Linked DNA regions of Homo sapiens: region 1 is linked to region 2. Evidence: chromatin loops called from intact Hi-C (ENCODE). Cell type or tissue: CD4-positive, alpha-beta T cell. All regions are shown on one strand. Links, peaks and the distances in the headings refer to the core of each region. The heading gives the core; the rest is flanking DNA. Region 1 has its middle 7.8 kb from the start of KRT73. Region 2 overlaps KRT77 (keratin 77).

Region 1 (10,629 bases), core at 1,920-9,919, 63 kb before region 2:
AGGCAGTCATGGACTAGGCTAAAAAACTCTTAGGTGCCCTTTGAAATCATTCTCCCTAAGAACAGTATCCCTAGCACCTGTCATTGAAATGCCTCTAAGTGGGTTTTCACACAGTGAGCTCCTTATATTTCACATCCCTTATATTGCCCTCACCAGGGGAAACTCAATGCCAGATGAACCCAATTACCAAGTCAGCCCCACTTCCCACAGTGGGGCTGTCCTGCCATTAGCCTCTGCCCAGACACTAGGGCAAGAGTTTCTGATGGTTTCAGAAAAGAGAGAAAGAAAGGGGGGGGGGGGGAGAGAGAAAGAGAGAGAGAGACAGGCAGGAAATCAACTTTCTGTCACCCCCAGGGGCAATCAAATAAATATTGTGAAATCAGTATTCCCTATGTGGATATTCCACAACTAGAAAGATGAAGTAGACATACTTTTCCCTTCTTCACAAACATAAGAAGACTCTGAAGCGTAGAGAAGAAGGCACACCAACAGGGACCTCAGGACCCAGTGAAAGACATGATGATTATTTCTCTAGGTTTTCTATTTGTCTCCTATATTCCAGACTTGGGGCAGAAGAAGGCAGGAATCTGGAAAGGCTCAGATTTTTAAAGATTAAACAAAAGCTTGATCTCTGTAGCCACATCATCAGGAAAGGGGCAGCCTAGCAAGATGGAAAACTTACAGAGAATAATCACTCTATTCCATCTCAACACACAGAAAATACTATGGTTTCACCTACACCCACATCAGCAAAAGCTGAGTGTGAGGCCTAGACCTTCACACTCACCAGGCTATAATGAGGTGCCCCAACTGCCCCCTCCCCCAGCAGTTAGATGGAATCAGGGAAGTCCAAGAAAGAAGCCGGGATTCCATCCCCACCAGGAGGTAACAAGTGCCTGACCCACTTGGTACCAGTGGAGACCATGTGGGGAGCCCAGACTTCCACCCTCACCTGGCAATAACAAGGTAGCATCCACACCCTTTCCCCTGCAAGGACAATGTCAGAAGAAGGCAGCCAAAACAGAAGATTTAAACAATATCCAGAATCTCATAATAGTACCAAAATGTCCAAATGTTTATTTAAAAAATCACTCATTGTGCCAAGAACAAGGAAGTCCTCAAATTGAATGAAAAAAAAAGACGATTGATAGATGCCAATACTTAGATGACAAAGTTGTTAAAATTATCTGACAAAGATTTCAAAGCAGCCACAATAAACATGCTTAAATGAACAACTAAGAACATGCTAAATAGATGACAAATTAGACAGTTTCAACAAAGAAATTTAAAAACCAGAAGAACTAAATGAAAGTTTTATTTATTTTTTATTTTTTTATAAACATCCCCAACTTGCTTGTTTTATTGGAGAAGAGGACATGGAATAAACATCTGGGATGTGAGTCTGGGAAGAACCCCCTCTCCTCCCCATATATGCCTACTGCCCCAAACTAAAAATAACCAACTCTGGGAGAGCAGCTGAGACAGCAACTGGGGGCAGAAGAAGGAGACACGGAACTGGAGGGCAGTGGTGAAGAGACCACACGTGTGCTGGGAGGGCCCAGAGGCAGTGACAGCATGAACAGTGCAAGTACAAGTCTCTGTGCCTTCCCTGGGGTTGTGTATAAATATATAGAAATGAGGCCTTCTATCCCATTTCTCTCCCTTCCGCTCCTTGCTGCCTGCCACAGTCCCAGCTCCTCTTTCCACACGAGGGCGAAGGGAAGTGGAGGATGAACAAGTCATCACTGAATTGCGATCAGACCCACATCCATCAGCTTCTGGATCTTTAAATGGAAGTTTTAGAACTAAGAAATATAATAATCAAAATAAAAAACTCAATGGATACACGTAACAGGAGAATAAAAGGCCAGAGGAAAGAATCAGTGAACTGGAAGAGAGGACAATAAAAATTACCCAATCTGAATAATAAAGAGAACTGAACAACAGACTGAAGAAGAATAAAATGAACCAAGTCTCAGGATCAGGGAGACTCTAACAAAAGATCTAACAGTCAAGTCACTGGGGTTCAGAAGGAAAGGAAAAGAAGTATTGCTGAAAAATAACTCAAAGAAATAAGGAATAAAAATTCCCCAAATTTGGCAAAAGACGTAAACCCACAGATTCAGGAAGCTGAGCAAACCCTAAACAGAATAAACCCAAAGAAATTCATACCTAGACATATTATAGTCAGAATTCTGAAAACTACAAATAAAAACCTGAAAGCAGCTAAAGAGAAACAATGCTTTACCTTTAGGGAAAAAACAATTTGAAGGACAGAAGATTTCTCATCATAAACTATGGAGGCTAGCAGGGAGTGGCATAGTTTTCAAGTGCTGAAAGCAAAGAACTGTTGATGCAGAATTCAGTGCCCAGTAAAAATATCCTTCAGGAATGAAGACAAAATGAAAACATTCTCAGATGAAGAAAAACTAAGAATGTGTTTCCAGCAGGCCTACCCTAAAAGAATGGCTAAAGTAAGTTCTCTAAACAGAAAGAAAATGATAAAAGAAGACAACTTGAAACATTAGGAAGGAGGAAAAAACATGATAATTTTTAAAAAATAAGTTAATACAATAGACTTTCCTTCTCTTGAATTTCCTATAAATTATGTTCAATGGTTGAGGCAAAAATTCTAACACTGTCTGATGTGATTCTAAATGTATTTAGATGAAATATTTAAGAAATTATATTATAAATGAGAGACGGTAAAGGAATATAAAGAGGTAAGGATTCTTCAACTGATAAAATAATGATAGCAATAGACTGTGATAAGTTATGTATATATAATAAAATACTCAGCAGCACTAAAAATGCTATACAAAAACGTTTACTAAAAGACACAATACATAAATCAAAATGGATTCTTAAAAATGTTCAAGTAACCAACAGGACAGTAGGAGAAAAACATAAATAGAAAAAAGAGAACAATTAGAAAACAAAAATTTAAATGGCAGCTTAAGCCCTAATATATCAATAATTATGTTAAATATAAATGGCCTAAATGTACCAATTAAAAGACAGAGATTGGCGGAGTATATTTTAAAACATGAACCAACTATATGCTATCTCCAAAAACTTATCTCAACTATAAGTGTCTAGATTAACATCAGATAAAGTATACTTCAAAGCAAAAAAATTATGAGACAGAGAGAGACAGTGTATAATTTAAAAAGACCAATTCACCAAGAAGAAATAGTGATTTAGTAAGAAGACATTCCTAATGTTTATACACCAAACAAAAGAGTTGCAAAATATGTGAATGAAAGACTGATGGAACTAAAATATTAGATAGACAAATCCACAATTATAGTTAAGGACTCCAATATTCCTTTCTCACAGTCAATAGAACAATTAGCAAGAATATTATCAAGGATATAAAAGAACTTAACAGTACCATCAACCAACAGGATCTAATTGATATTTATAAACATTCTACCTAACAAAAGCAGAATAAATATTCTATTCAAGTGCCCACAGGACATATACCAAGATAGGCCATACTCTGGGATATAAAATAAACCTCAACAAGTTGTAAATAACTTAAACCATACAGAGTATGTTCTCTAGCCAAAATAAATAAACTGAATGTAAACAAAGGAAAGATAACAGGATCTATCCAAACACTTATTAACTAAACAATATACATCTAAATAACTCATGGGTTGAAGAGGAAGTCTCAAAAGAAAATTTTTAAAGCACATTATTTGCAAATACATTCACATTTGGAGGTAATGGGAGTTAGGACTTTAACATATCTTTTTTGGAGAATGCAATTCAACCCATAACAGAAACAAAAAGCACAAGCGACAACAAAACAAAAAAAAAAAATAGATAAATTGGACCTCAACTAGTTTCTGACAGAGTCAAAAATAATTCAGTGGAAGAAAGTTAGCCTTTTCAACAAATGATGCTGAAGTAATTATATACAAATAGGCAAAACAAAAATAAAACAAAAAATCTTGATTTAAGTTTCATATTTTGCACAAAAATTAACTCAAAATAGATCACAGACTTAATTGACTATAAAATGTAAAACTATAGAACTTTTAGAAAAACAATAGGGGAAATCCTCAAGATAAAGGGTAGGTAAAGAGGTGTTAGATTTGACATCAAAAGCATAATCCATATAAGGAAAAATCTACTGGACTTCATCAAAATTAAAAACTTTGTACTGCAAAAGACCTTGTTAAGGAGGATGAGAAGACAAGCAATGGACTAGGAAAAATTATTTGCAGACCACATATTCAGCATAGGACTAGGATCTAGAATACATAATGAACTCTCAGAACTCAACAACAAAAGAACAAGCAATTGCATTAGAAAATGGGCAAAAACATCACAAGACTTTCACTGAATAGTTCATACCGATGGCAAATAAGCACACAAAATGAAATTCAACATTAGAGAAATACAAATTTAAGCCACAATGAGATATTACTCAACACCTATCAGAATGGCTTAAATAAGACTTAGTGGCAACACTACATGCTGGCAAGGACCCAGAGAAACTAGAGCACTCATATATTGCTAATGAGAATGTAAAATGGCACAGCCACTCTGGAAAACAGTTTAGCAGTTTTTAAAGAACCAAACAAGCAACTCTCATACATCCCAGCAATTACAAACCTGATCATTTATCCCAGAGAAATGAAATCTATGTTCACACAAAAACCTGTATGCAAACATTTATAGCAGCTTTATTTGTAATAGCCAAAAAATGCAAACAATCCAGGTGCCCTTCAATGGGTGGCAAACCGTGGTACATTCATGTCATAGAGTACTACTCAGCAATGAAAAGAAATAAACTATCACTACATGCAATGACCCATGTGAATCTCTAAAGAATTATACTGAGTAAAAAAAAAAATCCTCAGGGATTGTATGATTTGTATATTGTATGATTCCATTTATGTAATACTCTCAAAAAGATTCCATTTATATAACATTCTTGAAATACAGAAATGGGGAACAGATTAGTAATTGCTTGGGGGTTAAACAGTGTCACAGGAGAGAAGTGGGTGTGTCCAAATGAGGACAACATGAGGGAAATTTGTGATGATGGTAAAGTTCTGTATCTTAATTGTATAAATGTCAATATCCTGGTTGTGATATGCGATAGTACATCTTGCAATGTTTACTGAGCACATTAATAAATTAAGCATGTATATGACAGGTACTGTTCTGAGCACACTAATCTTCAAAATAACCCCATCAAGAAGGTTCAGTTAACACACAGTTTATGGATAAGAAAACTGAAGCACAGAAGGTTAAGTTACTTGCACAAGGTCACATAGCTAGAACCAGGACTGGAAGCCAGGCAGCCCACTGCAGAGTCCATCCTTTTAACCACTACTGCCTGAGATCTTTCTAAAATCCCTACTTTCCCTGACCCTGAGATTCTTATTGAAAAGGTCTGGGTCAGGTCTTGAGCTTGGAGAGTTTCTTAAACTTCCTCATATTGTTTTCATCAGAGCCTGAACCCACTCTCAGGAGTTGTGCCTTTTAACAGCACAATCAGGAGCAAGATACCACAACTCGTATCCCTCTGACCAGAGCTTAGTTTCATGGCCATAGTTATTTTCAAGGGAGGCTGGGAAATGTCATCTTTGGGTGGCTGGCCATGTGCTCATCTAAATTTCTACTTCTGTGAAAGGAGAAAGGATAAGGGGCGGGGTGGGGAGGCACCCAGCAGGCTCAGCTATGCTCTGCCTGCTAGGTAAGCAAGCATTCTTGCCATTGTGTCTAATAGTCCACTGCTCAAAGCTGCAGCATGGAGTCCAAATCTGGGAAGGCAACGCAGCCATAGGATGACCAACATTTTCCATTTGCCTGGGCTTATTGGGTTCTCAGGATGTAGGACTTTCAGTTTTAAAACTAGGAAAGTTCCAGGCAAACAGGAACAAGGTGGCCACTCTACCCGGAAGGGCTCTCTTGTCCTGATCTTGCCCCACCCACCTGTCCTGCCACATCTCTCTGCAAGCTCCACCAGACTGCAGTTTCTTATGCTCTTGTCAATCTCCTTTTCTTTCATTTGACCATTTCAACCATTTATGGTGCACCTACTTATGTGCCCAGCACTGCTCTGTTCACAGTAGATACAGCACCTCTACTTAAACACTCCCTTCCCCTTGGCTAACTCTTCATCTTTCAGGTTTCAGGTTTCAGCTTTGAGAAATCTTCATCAAGGAAGTCTCCCTTATCCTCCTAATCTGGGTCTCTTGTTCCTGAGATGCTCTTCCCAAGATAGCATCTGTCTCACTATACTGTGCACCTTCACTTACCTGCTTCCCAGTAGCCAGAAGTCTTGATCACCCTTTTGTATTAGTGTTGAGAACAATCTGGCACATAAATGGTTGTTGAATGAATGCATGCTGCCTCTTCAGAAGTGTAGGAGTGGCTCAAAGGCAGGACCTGTGCACCATTATCCCTGGCTATCTTCCTCCCCTTGCTGCTCAAAACAGAGCTCACAGCAGGGAACTTTTGACAAGACCTGCCTTCCAATACAACACCTCTGGACTCCAAGTGCAGTGCTGGACTGGAAACTGCCTTCTGAGCAAAGCAGGAGACGAAACAGGAGAGTTGCCCTTGTGACCCAAGCCCCCAGGCTGCTTTTCCCACTCCACACCCTCTGGCCATTTAGTTACCTGATAATAGTCCTCCTAGCAATAATGATAGCAACACTATTACCCTGCAATTAGCCAATAATAACACCAGCTTGGCCACCAAACAAGGCTCAAGGCCTGAAGTTATTGCTGTAAAAACGGAAGCTGAGTTTTCCTAATAGAGAGAGGAAACAAGGGTCCTTTGTGCCAACCTTCCAAAGCCAAACAGGAATAGCACCCCTTCCAGTGTTCCCTCCTGTCAGCACAGACAGCCAAGCAAGGATAGAACAGAATGAACATGTGTGTGTGTGTGTGTGCACATGTGCACATGTGTGCCTTGCAGGATGGCAATCTGGGGGTAGTGAACAATACTCAGGGAAGATCTTATTAGTGAATATTTTTAAAGTTTCCAAACAGAATAAATTCCCCATGAAGTTTATTGGAGAGGTGTGGGAGAGAGGGTAAGGTGGGAGTGGGCAACCCTTTAAACAAAACACAGGATGCAAGATCTCCTTCATAAACTGGAGGGCTCCAGGGCTCTAGTCACACCCCTCATAGCCCAGCAGGTCACACTGGACATCATTTCAAACTAGACTCTGCCTGAAGTATGGCCCTTATGATGGATTTGCTTCTGCTATGTTTTTATACTCATTCCGGCAGAAGGGGAGACACCTGAACCCAGCCCACCCTCAGGTTGCTCTCCAGGTGGATAATCCACCTGGCTTTCTCAGGGAATGGGGTGGGGCCGGGCTGGCACACTTTCACCCTCCCAGTCCCCATAGATCTTCCTCTCTCCTCCTCCCTTTTGTGGCCACCCAGGGTCTACGAATCCGTGGAAGGCAGAGAGTCCCTCTGCCTTAGAATAGGTCATAGGAGGCCTTGTAAAATGAAACAAAAACAACTTCTTGCTAAACATGGTTGCAGATAATCAGTACCATGGCTGACATCCACTAAGGTGGATAACTGAGAATTGATAGTAATCATGTTTCAAAAGGTGTTTATGCATGCCCTTACTTCAGTACCAGAGATAGGAGAAGAGCTCTTGCTTCTGCATCACAGAAGGAGACAGTGTGGGCTAAGAGCACTACGAGCCTGCAGGGAGAGACAAGGGAGAAGGTGACTGACACCAAAGGCCCACTGAGAGGGGCTTTCTTCTGGGGCCTGGCATTTGGATGCATGAGGGAGAAAAGAAAAAGAATTTGTTTTGACCCAAAAGCCCATCTCCACATTGCCATAGAAGACAAAAAGGTGGGGGTAGAGCCAGAGCAGGTATGCGTGCTCAGGCAGACAGATACCAGGAGAGAGCAGGGCCAGAAGATTGGCCTTTGCCTCTGGGAGGGAGACCCACAGGTTTCTGTGCCCTGAGTTGGAGACCTGGACTCTCATTAAACTTGACTCCTCATCTCCCAAGTCAGGACCAGCATGTGCAGGATTCCTAGCTTGAGGTCTGGACCCTCCAGCTGGCCCCCAAGGACCTGGCAGCCCTGGACACGAACCTGGATGCTGCACCAGATCCTCAGGGGATGGTGCCCCCTCTCAGGAAGTCTCTGTTCCCTGAGCAAAAGCCAGACACAGTGGCCTGAGAGCTGAAACAGTGCTTGACACCACAGCTGTGGGGAGACAGCTCTGTGCACCCCCACACCCCTTCTACATCCCTGAATATCCATCTCACACAGCATTGAGGGGCACCTTCTTGAAGTGTCCCATGAAGGAACAGTGGCCAGGGCTCCCACACCACCCACTGTCTGGGCCATGTGTCCACCACAGGCAGCAAGGGCCCTGAAGGCAGGGTCTCCCCTTCCCCCACGTGGATGCAGCGTGAGTTTCTACACGGAAGAGGAACCCTGCAGCTCCTATACTGTGGAGGAGGAACCTCCACAGGGCCACGGACAAATAGTGACCTGCCCAAGGCCACACAGCCAATGCCTACAGAGCAAGTTCAGGGCCCCAGGGCCCCAGCTGCCTGGCCAAAGGCTCCTTCCTTTTACTCTCAGGAAAAGGGAAGGTTGGATCCTGACCGCACAGCAAATCCACCCCCACCTATGTAGAGCAGTTCATGTTGTTGGTGACTTCTCTAGATTGCCTGTTCGCATGAAAACAGAATAATCAGTAGATCCTCTCACGGGGCTCAGAGGAGAACAACGTCAGAGGAAAGGATACCTCAAGTCTGCTTCATAATTCATAATTCAATCTCAGCTGGGAATCGCATCAACTCCTGTATAGAGTAACAAGAGCAGCCCTTCTCAATCTGTTCCCCTTGCTCACCCTCCCAACCCACAGTCGCCTCATGGCCACTGTTCCTAGACTTGCACAAACACTCACACTCTCCCAGGCCCCTCAACCTGTATGCCTTCCACCCTTTCCAAGCCCGGGATCAATACAGCCGTGCCTGGACCAGGTGAAACCAAGGAAAACTATAACTTGTCTCCCAGCCTTTCTCAACAGCAGGGAAATCCCCACCCTTTTCCCTCTTGTTCAAGTGAGGGAAAGTCTAGAGGGTAAAGCAGTGCAGCATACAGGGCCAGGATCAGTGCTCATCACGTGCACCCTGGTCAAAGGCCCTGACTGGACAGCACTGCTGAACGAAGCCTGAGGCACATTTCAGGAATGAATGAGTTAATCAATTGCCTATCATACAGATGGGAAGGTTGACAGAGTGCCTGCCACGACGGAGTGCAGTGAGGACCCTTGCCTATCCTGTCTCCTCTGGGTCACCCACCTGCACGCCTGGCCCTCCAGGGCCACCTTGATGCTCATCAGCTCCTGGTACTCACAGAGCAGCTGGTCCAGCCTCCACCTCAGCCAGCTTGTCCTGGGCATCTCCGATGGCTACCTTGCCCTTCTGCTCTGCCTCCAGGATGGTGTCTTGCAGGGCAGCACTGTGCCGAGGGCCAACAGTAGGCAGTGAGTGGATCACGAGAGACCAGGTACCTTCCTGCACCCACCTATGCTTGTCTCTTCTCCACCCTCTTTCCCACCCTTATTGTGGGAAATGTGAGAATATAGAAAAATTGGAAAAAAAATCTATCTTAACCCCACTCTCCCCCCTCCAAAGGCTACCACTGCTGAGTTGGGGTCCCATCTGTTTCCTGAGGTTGGTGATTTCTGCCTGAAGTCTCTGGGTGGCTCAGTTCAGCTCATCGACCTCCATCTAAATGGCTTTGAGGTCCTCACCCTTCCTCCTGTCAGTGACCTGGAGCTTCTGGTACAGGAAGTGGGGGAAGGCAAGAGTGAAAAGATAGCACAGAGAGAGTGAAAGCAGGGCTCCTAACCCCAGATCTCTAAGCCTCGGTCAACCAAGACTTTTATGTCCTGGCCAGGCTGGTCACTGTGGCCAAAACCAACACACAGAGGAGACATATTCCTGTCTGCTAGGAATGTATAGTCCAGCTGAGAAAACAAAACAGTCCTATGTAACATACTTACGTAACTATCAAAGATCACCTAGCCAGTTCCTAGACAATAATATGGAATGCTCTGTCCCAGTCAGATCTTGATGAAAGAGATAGTAACATAGACAATCCATAGTGGGAGGAAGATATCCACTATTTTATGTGTGGACCTAGAAGCGTTATTTCTACCAAAGAACCACCTTAAATCATTTTCCACCCAGATGAGTATTAGGAACGTCAGGCTTCCCAGAGATGGGCTTCCATGCACTGTGGAGGTGGGAAGGCATTGGGGAGCCAGTGGAGGCAGAAGGAAGCCAGCCTGAGTTGAAATATTGGCCAGCACAATGTGTGGAATGAGGAGCTGACTGCACTGGTGTGAAGGCTGCTTGGTGTTTCTCAATGCACCTGAGTCTGCAGAGTTGAGACGGCTCCCCTGACCCAGGACCAGCAAGACCCCAGGAAGCCAGAGCCCCAGTAACTTCCAGTGGCCTAGCCGAAGCCTTTCACCAGATGTATGAGGTTAGGCAACCCTTCCAGCCACAGGGCGAATGGAGCAGGTCAACCCTGCATGCAGGATACTTCTCTGGGTGACCTTGGACCGACCCAGTCCTCCCTGCTCTCTCACTTGTAGTTCT
Region 2 (10,629 bases), core at 1,577-9,576:
CAGAGCAGAGGCCAGGAAGGAGGAAACCAAAGATGAACATGGAGGAGAGAGGCGGTGGGGCCCATCTTGCTCTGTGCCATGGAGGCTGCCAGGCCTGGGCTCCGCTCCTGATTCTGCACTGCTCTAGGCAGGTCACTGACCCTCTCTGAGCCTAAGTTTCCTTCCTCTGTAAAAAGGAGGCTCTATGTACCTTCCAGGGAAACTGAAGCATAGTAGAGTATAGATAAAGAAAAAAGGAGCCAGGCGTGGCGGCTCACGCCTGTAATCCCAGCACTTTGGGAGGTAGAGGTGGGCGGATCACGAGACCAGGAGATCGAGACCATCCTGGCTAACAAGGTGAAACCCCGTCTCCACTAAAAATACAAAAAAAATTAGCCCAGTGTGGTGGCAGGCGCCTGTAGTCCCAGCTACTCGGGAGGCTGAGGCAGGAGAATGGCGTGAACCCAGGAGACGGAGCTTGCAGTGAGCCGAGATCTCGCCACTGAACTCCAGCCTGGGCTACTGAGCGAGACTCCATCTCAAAAAAGGAAAAAAGGAAAGATTTTTCCCTCACTCTTGCATTTGAGAGAACCCAGAAGCTGATATAATAACCAGAAAAAAAAAAACAAACTTTAGAACAAGCCCCTGATTTACTGGAAACAGTGAAAAGGCTGGAACAGGACATTTAAGCCCTTGACATGGGCCCATTTCCTCATCTTGTGAGAGAAAGCCTTAAGAAGTCCACGGACTTGCCCTGGGAAAGCTAGGGGGCATCACATGGAAGAAGGGATCACAGGTGCATCACCGGGCTCACCTGAGGCTGGAGGGAGCTGGGGCCAGATGCGAGGAGCCTTTGCCCTCACTGCAGAGTGCCTGCTCTGCAGGGGGAGCACAAACACTGAGGGCTGAGCACACAGGGGCAGGTGTGGAGGTCAGAATGCACACTTAGAGCCCCCTGGAAGCCCTTCCAGGCTTGGGATTGGGCCACTCGGAGCCCGTCCTCCATGCTAGAAAACCTCCCAATACCCCAAATTCCCAGCCAGCCCTTCAACAGAGCATTGATCAGCCTGAAGACATCCCATTTCCCAGACTGATCGGAAAGCTGATAAAACCAGGGCAACCTTGAAGAGGGACCTTCAAGCTCAGTGTAATGCCCAGTAATTTGCTGGACTTTTTTCCCTGGGACCAAATTAACCAGCAAATGGCTCATTAATTTGAAGATGCATTCTGGGCCAAAAGGCTGGGTAATTGAAAAGAGATGACATTCTCAAGAGACTCTTCCTCAGACCAGGAACTTTCCCAGCCCAGAAACGCACACCTTGTCTAAGGTCAGATGCAGTTAGAATTTTACTGAGTCAATGATTGCTCCTCCAGTTAACCATGTCCTCAGATCAAAATCTCTGTGGATGAGAAGCTGGTGGAACTAAATTTATATTTCCAGAGTGCCCCACCCTGCCACCCTGCCTCTCAGAGCAAAGAGCAGCTGGCAGACTTTCCCTGGGACTCTCACCAACCCGGGTGTTTGCTCCCTCCTGCCAGCCTCTTGGTTTATTGATGAATGAGCCTGCTTGGCTCTCCCTCTGAGTATCTGCCTTGTGGGAATAGCATTGATTAGGGGCAGGGATGGAGCACTCCATGGTCCCTAGAAGGACTGCAGACCCCCACACCTGGTCTCCGCACTCCCAGGTGAGTGGGACTCAGGTGAGATAATGCATGTGTGGGCATTTCCTACATGGTTTATAGAATTGCTTGTTGTTTTCACTGGGGTGAGCTGAAAGTGAGAGACATTTTCTCCTGATGGGATTTCTCATTGTCTCTGATGGAAATATTGTCTATTTCAGGAAATCTCTTCAGTGTCTTAGTGCTAGTCCTCCTTGTTTAGGTCCCTAAAGTTACTCTCTCTTTCCCTGAACATCGAATTAAGACTTCTCATTTAGACGTTGAGATGCCTTCTTTGACCAACTCCTCTCCTTTCTGTCCTTTATTTCTCCTGCCCCTGCCTTGTGGAATCTCTATTCCAATATTCTTCAGATTCAGGCACATGATTCCCTCCATCTGTCCCCCAGGCCTCCATGACAGGACAAAATCAAGAATTCGGAAGAGATAAGTCAGGGCCACATTTTCTGGGACAATCTCAACTTGTTCCCAAGAGAGGAGGGAAAGGAGAGCTGTGGTTGGCCTTATCCTTGCGTGTTTTCTCAGAGCCAACGTGGATCCCATTAGAGTATCACACATGCATGATCCCAGGGATAATCAAACTCACACCCTGTAATAGACCCTGTGCTGCCAGAAAACTTAGCCTCATTTAACAGTTCTGGCTAGGGCCTTTGGCTTCTTTGTGACTTTAGCTTTCACTGGCACCTGACCTTATTCTTCCCATATAACACAGAGAGTAGAATTTTTTTTCTCAGGTTTCGCCATGTGAACTCTTAGTACAGCAAAGATGTGAGATGCCTCCATACACATATCCCCACCCATCTCCACTCCCGCCCTCAACGTCCTGCCAAACGGTTAGCCAATCTCTGCTTGAAACTTGATCACTCCCCAGGTAGCCTCTCCCATGTCAGGATCATAGAAAGGTGCTTCTTATATTGAGCCGAATATGTTGTAGCTTCCTGAAGCGATATTGATGGAATTTGGATATGGGATTCATTGGAATAGGACAGCAACCCATATGAATAAAACATTGTGTTCCCAGGCATGCCCCTCCAGAAGTCTTTGGGGAGGATGTGGCAGCTAACTGCAAACATCATATCAACCCATAGTGATAAGACACTCTGTTTCCATGCACACCCCTCTATTCTCTCTGAGAAGTTTCTCCCCATCTCATCTATCCTGGCAGCAAGCCTGTCAGAGGACAGGCAGAAAAGGGAAAGGCAGGCAGAGAGCCTGCCCACATGTGGAGGAGAAGCCCACCTTTCAGGGGACATGTGACAGCTAACTGCAAAGACACTGCCTATCTGGGTCATCAGCTTGAGTCAGCCACCCTTCCTGTGGTCCCACGGAAGCCTTTCAAATCTTTGCAGTTAGCTGCCACATCTCCCCCAGAGACTGCTCTCCTGGCCTTTCACCGGCATTCCTGTGATCGGGCTTCTGATTCCCCACCACCACTGTCCTGGTCACCTTCCTCTGAGTAGGCTCCTATTTATTACAGTTCTTGGAGCTCAGAGTCCCCACAGTGATCTGACTCCAGAAGAGCCTAAACAAGCTCTAGACGTGACTCTCTTCCTGATTCCCAAGGCTGCCTCCAGCAGCTGCCACACCTTCTGACTCACGTCTCCTCACCTGCCAGCTGGACACTCAAAGTCATGTTTACGCCCACTGCTCTCCATCCATGTCTTCCCTTCCTAGTCCGTGTGCTCCTGGCTCTTGGCTGCTCTTGGCTCTTGGCTGCAAGTGTGGGGCACTGCATCTGTCTGCTCCCTCTCTGCTTCCCTTCAGACAGCCTCTCTGCCCATTTCTCCCTTTCCTACCCATCTCCTGACAGGCCTGCTGCCAGGACAGGTGAGATGGGGAGAAACTTCTCAGACAGAATGGAGGGGTGTGCCTGGGAACACAGTGTCTTATCAATATGGGTTCCTGTCATATTCGAATGAATCCCATATCCAAATTTCATCAAAGTCCCTCCAGGGAATTAGAAAGTAGATCACATCTTTTATGTGATTCTTTTACATGGACTCAGAACTACCACATAGGATGAGGTGATGGCTTAACTTGCTCCATTATGGAATTTCTGCATCTCTGCTTCCCTCAAGGCATCAATTGAAGATGTCTCTGCCCATGACCCCACTCAGTTTGTGGGCCTCAGCCCCTTTCTTCCCTAGCTCAGTTTCTCCTGTCCAGCTGCTCCTTCTCACCCCCACACTCTCTCTTATTTTGAGTCTCTGAGCAGACTATCCCCCTGTTTGGAGGGCCCTTCCCTCATCTCCCCACCCACACCTCTCTTCCTTGGCCCTGTTCCATATCCCAGTCCTCCAGGAGTCTGTTGGAACCAAACGTCCCTTCCCCAGCACTGGCACCTGTCGTAAGTCCCACTGTTCCTGTTTTGGGGGGTCTGCCTGTGTCCTCAGGATAGGCCTTGCTTCCACTCTCAGGCTAGGAGGTCCTTAGAAGCACACTCAGATTTCTCTTCTCTCTGAATCGTCCCTCCCCCATAATATGTCATTTAGTTGTGAGCAACTTAAGAGTCAGAAACATGTTCATTCAACATTGCATTCCCAGTGCCTAAGCCACTGCCTGCCACACAGTAGGAGCTTAATAAGTGCTCATTGAACAAATGTATAATTGACTTTTGGATGATCAGCCACTTTAAGGATTAATAAGATTATGTCTGTAAGATTCTTCAAGACTGTGTATTACTTGTACAATAAAAAATAAGAAGAAATTTTAACTTCCCAAATATAAATAATTTCAGAGGTCTGCAGAAATTTTTAAAGAAATAGCCCAGGTACCACGCCTCACACCTGTAATCCCAGCAATGTGGGAAGCCAAGGTGGGAGGATCACCTGAGCCCAGGAGTTCAAGACCAGCCTTGGAAACATGGTGAGACCCCATCTTTATTTAGAAGAAAGAAGAAAAAGAGGAGAAGATGAAGATGAAGATGGAAGAATGAGAAGGAGAAGGAGAAGAAGAAGAAGGAGGAGGAGAGGAGGAGGAGGAAGAGGAGGAGGAGGGAAGAAGAAGAAGAGGAGGAGGAGGGAGGAGGAGGAGGGAGTAGGGGGAGGAGGAGGGAGGAGGAGGAGGAAGAGGAGGAAGGAGAAGAAGAGGAGGGAGAAGAGGAGGAAGGCAAAGGAGAAGAAGGAGAAGAAGAAGAAGAAATAATGCATCTCCTGACCAAACAGCAATTTGAGATCACAGAAAAATTTATTATAGAAATACCAGAAATGCTGCCCCTTGACAGTACAACTTTGAACCAGGAAATGATGAAGTCACAAGAACAGCCTAAGAGACCCACACTGAGCCCATCCAATGCCCCAAGAGAATCATGGACTTGGAAGTTGTGTTAGGACTCAGCTAGCAAGTGAAGGTGACTCCAGATCATAGAAGCAAAGCTACATTCCCTCTCTCAAGGCCTGATACTTTCCTCTTCCTGCCCTCTCCAGCACATCTCAAGCCTCTTACATAAGATTCAAAATTAAGAGTCATATTCTCACAAAGGGCTCACAGCTACAGAGAACAGAAGGCAGGAGGGACTAGAGAGGTCTGGGAAAGGGCATTAAAATGCCTTGCAAAAAAATGGGCAGCTTCCTGACTGACTTGGGGTTGGAACCCTTCCAAGACCCAAGTCAGATCCTCAGACTCCTCAGGCCCGAGGCACCTGGATGGAACAGAGCTGGGCTTCACATGCCCACCCAATGGGGCAATTCTCAGAGTGGTTATGATGCAGAGCTTAGGAAGGGTCAGGCTTCAAAAGAATGGAGCTGTCAGGAGGAAACAGGACAGAAGCAGAACTTGCTTGTCTGTTCATCAACTCCTGCATCCACTGCTAAAACAGGCTTCCTTTGGGTAAGGATTCATGACCCTATGCCCTCTGAAATACTTCCACCTTGAGTTGTTTACACAGGGGAGAATGCTTCCTGAAACAGAGGTTCAGAATCAGGACAGTGATGCCTTACAGATATCTGGTGTGGGCAGCAAATCTATACTATCCATCAACATGAGTGTATGAGGCTATGGACCAAGAGGCAGGAATAGGCCGCTGGTGCAGAGGTTTTCCTTACCAAGCTAGCTTGCCCTGCAATCAGCAACTTCCCCCAAAGGGATCATTATGTGGTCCCCAGCAGGGCAGGGGGGCGTGGATTCTTGTTCACAGAGCAGCCCAGGTACAGCAAAGGGAGCTTGGGGTTGAGATACCAACTCTCCATTATGCGCCTTGTCGATGCTCTCTACAGGCTGTTTCTGTTTCCCTCCATTGCTAAACTAGATGCCTGGTATCTTTTAGCACTGGGGATTAATACTTAGCTGCAGTGGCTTGAACTGGGGCATAAGGGCATTCTACTTGGAGGCAGAGGAATGATAACAATGACTTCTCCCTACCTTGCCAACTCACGCAGCCTCTGCCTCTAACTGGAATGTTTGTGCTCACCCTGGGCTACCGATCTTCCAAAAAGGTGGGAGCAGGAACAGCAGCAGGGCCAGCAGAGCGGGGTCTGAGTGAGAATGTGCCTAGCTGTGAATCTGACTGCAAGCCAGTGCCCTCCAAAGAGAGATCTGCTGTTTGGACTTATCCACCCTGCTTCCCCCATTAGAGTCGAATTTATTGGCAAAATTGCTGAGACCCATTAAGAAAAGTGAATGAGAGGGGATCAGGAAGGGCGTGGAGGGGAGGAGTTTGAGGAGAGGGCGGTGAGGGGCAGGCGTGATGTGTGGCAGAAACGAGGCCTCTACTCCAAGATCCGCCTGTGGGAGGTGTTGGTGGAGGTCTGGATGATCTGCACGCGCGAGGATCCGCGGCCGCTTCTGCCGCTCCCTCCGTAGCTCCCGCCACCGCCGCCGCAGCCGCTGCCATAACCGCCTCCACTCCTGCCTCGTGCCCCGCCTCCGCGGTAGCTTCTTCCGCCGCCATAGCCCCCACCGCTGCCGCCGCCGTAGCCTCCTGAGCCGTAGCTGCCGCCGCCTCCCGCGCCGCCGTTGACGCTCACCTGGCTGTTCTGCACGGCTGTGGGTAGGGGACAGTGCACACGGGGTCAGAGGGACCGGGCAAGGCCCCCACCTGCACCCGCCCCTGCACCTGCAGCCTCCTCCATCCTCGATCACCCGTGGCATCGACTTGCAAACCCCATACATTGAAAATTGAAAGTGTTCCTACTTGAAAAGTATTCTTCATACTACAAAGGGATGCCAGGGTTCCTCTCAGCAACACACTTACATTGTTTATTGAATATGTACCCTAAAGAGTTCTAGCCGCTGCTGATTCCTCCTAGGCATCATTTAATAAAAAGGCATCATAACAATTAAGATAAGCAGACCTGAAATCATAACCATTTATTTCAAATGAATTCTTCCAGGCTTTGCCATTACACTTGCTTACTTTGGTGTCTATTGCACAGGACTGGAAGCTAAAATGCCAGACTTTCCGTTCTCTGCTGGCCACCTCCTGGCCCTCCCTCCACCCAGCACCACCAGCCTCTCTCTGCCCCTGGGCTCTGCTACTTACAGATGCTCACATGGCTCTGCAGCTCTCCTGACATCCTGTAAAACCAAAGCACACGGTCAGCCAGACCCACAGGGCCTGAGGAGAGAAGGCTGTGGCCCACAGACATCTGGATCAGAGGTGTCCCCAAGCCTTAGGGAAATGTGTGTGCATGAGCAGAGGTCAGGAAGCCAGTGGGGCAGAGAGAAATTTCAGGGTTTTCATGAAGCCTTTTAGCATTGGGGGTGAATACCCAGCTGCAGAGGCTTGGATTGGGGTATAAGGACATTCTACTTGGAGGTGGAGGAATGATAACAATGACTTCTCCCTATGTGAAGAGGCTTGTCCATTCACACAGCCTCTGCCTCTAATTGGAATGTTTCTGCTCACCCTGGGCTACCAATCTTCCCAAAAAGGTGGGGCTTATCTTTTCTCCAAATAGCCAGTCCCACAGCTTCATGGGTGCATCTCAAGCCTTAGCCCCAGAAACACAGCTGCCAGACCCACCTGCTCTCCTCGCCCTCCAGCAGCTGGCGGTAGGTGGCGATCTCCACATCCAGGGACAGCTTGACCCCCAGCATGGCCTGGTAGTCACGCAGCAGCCGGGCCAGCTCCTCCTTGGACTGCTGCAGGGCCTCCTCCAGGTCCTGCAGCTTCTGCCACGCATCCTGGAGGGCCTGCTCGCCTCTCTCCTCAGCATCCGAAATGAGTGACTGCATCTGTTCAATCTGCTCCAGAGACAGTTGGAGACCATTTAATGGTTAAGTTTCCAGAGCTCGATCTGGCAGGGCATTGTAGGAGGTGCAGGGCTTGGTCAGCCCTCCCTAAGCACCCGTCCCACCTGCTTCTTCACGTTGCTGATCTCTGCCTGCAGCCTCTGGACGGTGCGGTTGAGCTCTGCAATCTCCATCTTGCTGTTCTTCAGGTCGTCTCCATGTCTCCCTGCCGTGATCTGGAGCTCCTGGTACTGGGGCCAAAGGCAGCATCATAGTCAGCATGTGCTGCCCACCACAAGCCCCTCCAGGAGGGAGTAGGTCTGGGCTGCTCTCCCCTGGGAGATTCCCACCCACCTTGCACTGTGGTCACCCCTACATGCATACTCACAGCTATACCAAACCTCCCTCACCCAGGCTGCAAACACATGTATACATGCACACACTCACACTATCCCAAGCCTCCCGCATTCCCACCAGTCTCTGGGCAGACTCTCATCCCAGCCAGACAAACCTGCTTTGTGATGCCCTTTCTACCACCTTTTCACACATCTAAGCCTTCACGTTGGTCCTTACCCACACTGAGACCCCCTCACTCTTTCCACCCACCATATAGCTTCCCACCCTTTTCCAGGATGATCTCCCTAGCAGTCAAGCAGGACCTCATGTCCTCAGAGGCCCTCCATTGGCTCCACGTTCAGTCTCATTTCCCCTCCATCTCTGTTTCTGTCTCTGTATTGCCCCATTAGTCAGAACTCCACCCCCAGGACAGGGCTCTGAAGTGGGTAGGAGAAGCATCGACTCAAGGGAATCTGCACTCTGCTATTTTTCACTGTTGGCCATCTGCTTCCTAGTCTAATGTCGAAATCCATTCCACCCCAGAACACTGTGCAGGACCGTGGGACAGAGGTCAGCCAGGATTGGAGTTGGCCACAGATCATCCTCAAAGCCAGTCATCAATGCTAGTTGTTCAGAATTTAGTGACTGGACTGTCAGCCACGCCCTTTCAACCAGAGGCTTCACCATCCAAAAAGATCCAGGTCAGTTTATGGAAAAGAAGTAACCAAAGATGTGCCCAACAACTTAGCCACAAAGGAGTTGATCTAATAAGGGAGGGTGTAGTCTAACAATATAATACCAGGCTGTTAAAAATGCGGCAGGTTATTTAGTGTCACAGAAAAGTATCCATATGTGTTAAGTAAAAGAGAAAGTATAGCCTGGCCAACATGGCAAAACCCTGCCACTACTAAAAATACAAAAATTAGCTTGGTGTAGTGGCGCGTGCCTGTAATCCCAGCTACTCAGGAGGCTGAGGCAGGAGAATCACTTGGACCCAGGAGGCGGAGTTTGTAGTGAACTGATATCAGGCCACTGCACTCCAGCCTGGGAGATAGAGTGAGTTTCCATCTCAAAAAAAAAAAAAAGTAAAAAAAATATATTTTAATAGATACCATTATGAAAAAAGAATAAAAATCATTCTAGTGGTGAGGGGAATGGGTTTGTAGACACAAACCCAATTTTAATTAAGCTCTGGCTCTGCCATTTACTAGCTACAAGGCATTAGGGAAATTAAGTAATCTCACACACTACTATCTATTATAAAATGGTGATAACGAAATTCTTACCTCATTGGTTGTTGTAAGGACTGAATGAAATAATAATAAATAAGTAAAGCACTTTGTGCAGTGCCTAACACATATGAGTTCTCAATAAACATTATTGGGTTTTTGCAAAAGTAATTGCAGTTCTCGTCATTACTTTTAATGGCGAGAACCGCAATCACTTTTCCACTAGCCTAATAGCGACAAAGAACTGGTAGAAGAGATATTAACATATTAATAGCGGTAGTGAGAGATGGGTAATCTTTACATGTAATTTCTAGAATTTGTATAACAAACACATTTTACTTCAGAAATAAGAGAAAGACAATGCAATAAGAGAAAGACAATTCTGGGAAGAATCTGTTTTTCTGGGCACCAGATCTGGGGGCCACGCCCACCTTGGTCTGGTACAGGGCTTCGGCCTCGTCCTTGCTCCTCTGTGCAATCAGTTCATACTGGGTCCGCACTGCATCGATGATGCTGTCCAGGTCCAGGGAACGGTTATTGTCCATGGACAGGATGACGTTGGTGTCGCTGATGTGAGTCTGCACCTGAGACAGCTCCTGCGAGGCATGGCGCACAGGCTGACTCCTTCCATTCTCCTCTGGGGGCCTCAGTTTTCCTCTGCTGCTCCCTCAAGGCTCTCGGGGGAAGCCAGAAGCCTGGGCCAGGTAGTCTTGGGAAAAGCTCTTGGAATTGTTGTGTGCAATGAGAGATAATAGGGAGAGTCTTAACTGCCTCCAGGGAGAAGGAAGGAGCCTAAACCTGGAGCGTTCAGATACCATCTCCCCATCACACTTCTCCTGCAGCTGCCACTCTGCCTTGCTCTGACTTGGCCACCATAGTGAGCTGGGCTCCTTGGCAGGCATGCCTCTTCCTTGAAACCACATGAGTACTCCGAGGCAGTAGAATGGACTCTAGTTAAGGAGTCACTTGGACTCACTTTTGAGTCTTGGCTGTACCATTGACTAGCTAGGTAATGAAGCAAGTAATTTAACCCCTCAGTGCCTCAGTTTTCCCATCTGTAGAATGGAGATACCCATAACATAAACTTCTAACACAGCATCTGGCCCAGAGCACGTACCCCCAAGTTAGACACAGGCAAAAGAGGGCCGGGTGGTGGAGTGTTTGATCCCCCATCACTAAGGTCAGGTTCCACTCCCTTTGAGACTCACACTGTCACCTCCCACAGAGTTTCCTAACA

What was found. Hi-C counts contacts between places; a loop is a spot of excess contacts. Peaks named below come from ENCODE experiments on the same cell type or tissue, not always from the same donor. Only the 100,000 strongest peaks of a DNase experiment are listed, where the experiment ranks them.
Region 1: it touches region 2 in a loop (2.1-fold over the local background); 4 of 110 quality-filtered maps call a loop at or near these places.

What each region holds. Positions count from the first base shown.
Region 1 is chr12:52,621,003-52,631,631 of GRCh38, forward strand. It overlaps a transcript of KRT73 not described here. Among named protein-coding and RNA genes, the nearest start is that of KRT73, 7.8 kb to the left of the region's middle. In CD4-positive, alpha-beta T cell, for the core only: no CTCF peak of the experiment used is centred there; no DNase peak of the experiment used is centred there; H3K4me3 peaks cover 2,420 bases.
Region 2 is chr12:52,684,803-52,695,431 of GRCh38, forward strand. It overlaps KRT77 (keratin 77), which reads right to left. Exons shown (of 9, transcript NM_175078.3): 5 at 9,824-9,988; 6 at 7,953-8,078; 7 at 7,619-7,839; 8 at 7,136-7,170; 9 at 4,824-6,637. The coding sequence ends at 6,363. Among named protein-coding and RNA genes, the nearest start is that of KRT1, 9.7 kb to the left of the region's middle. In CD4-positive, alpha-beta T cell, for the core only: no CTCF peak of the experiment used is centred there; a DNase peak (open chromatin) is centred at 6,529; H3K4me3 peaks cover 1,004 bases.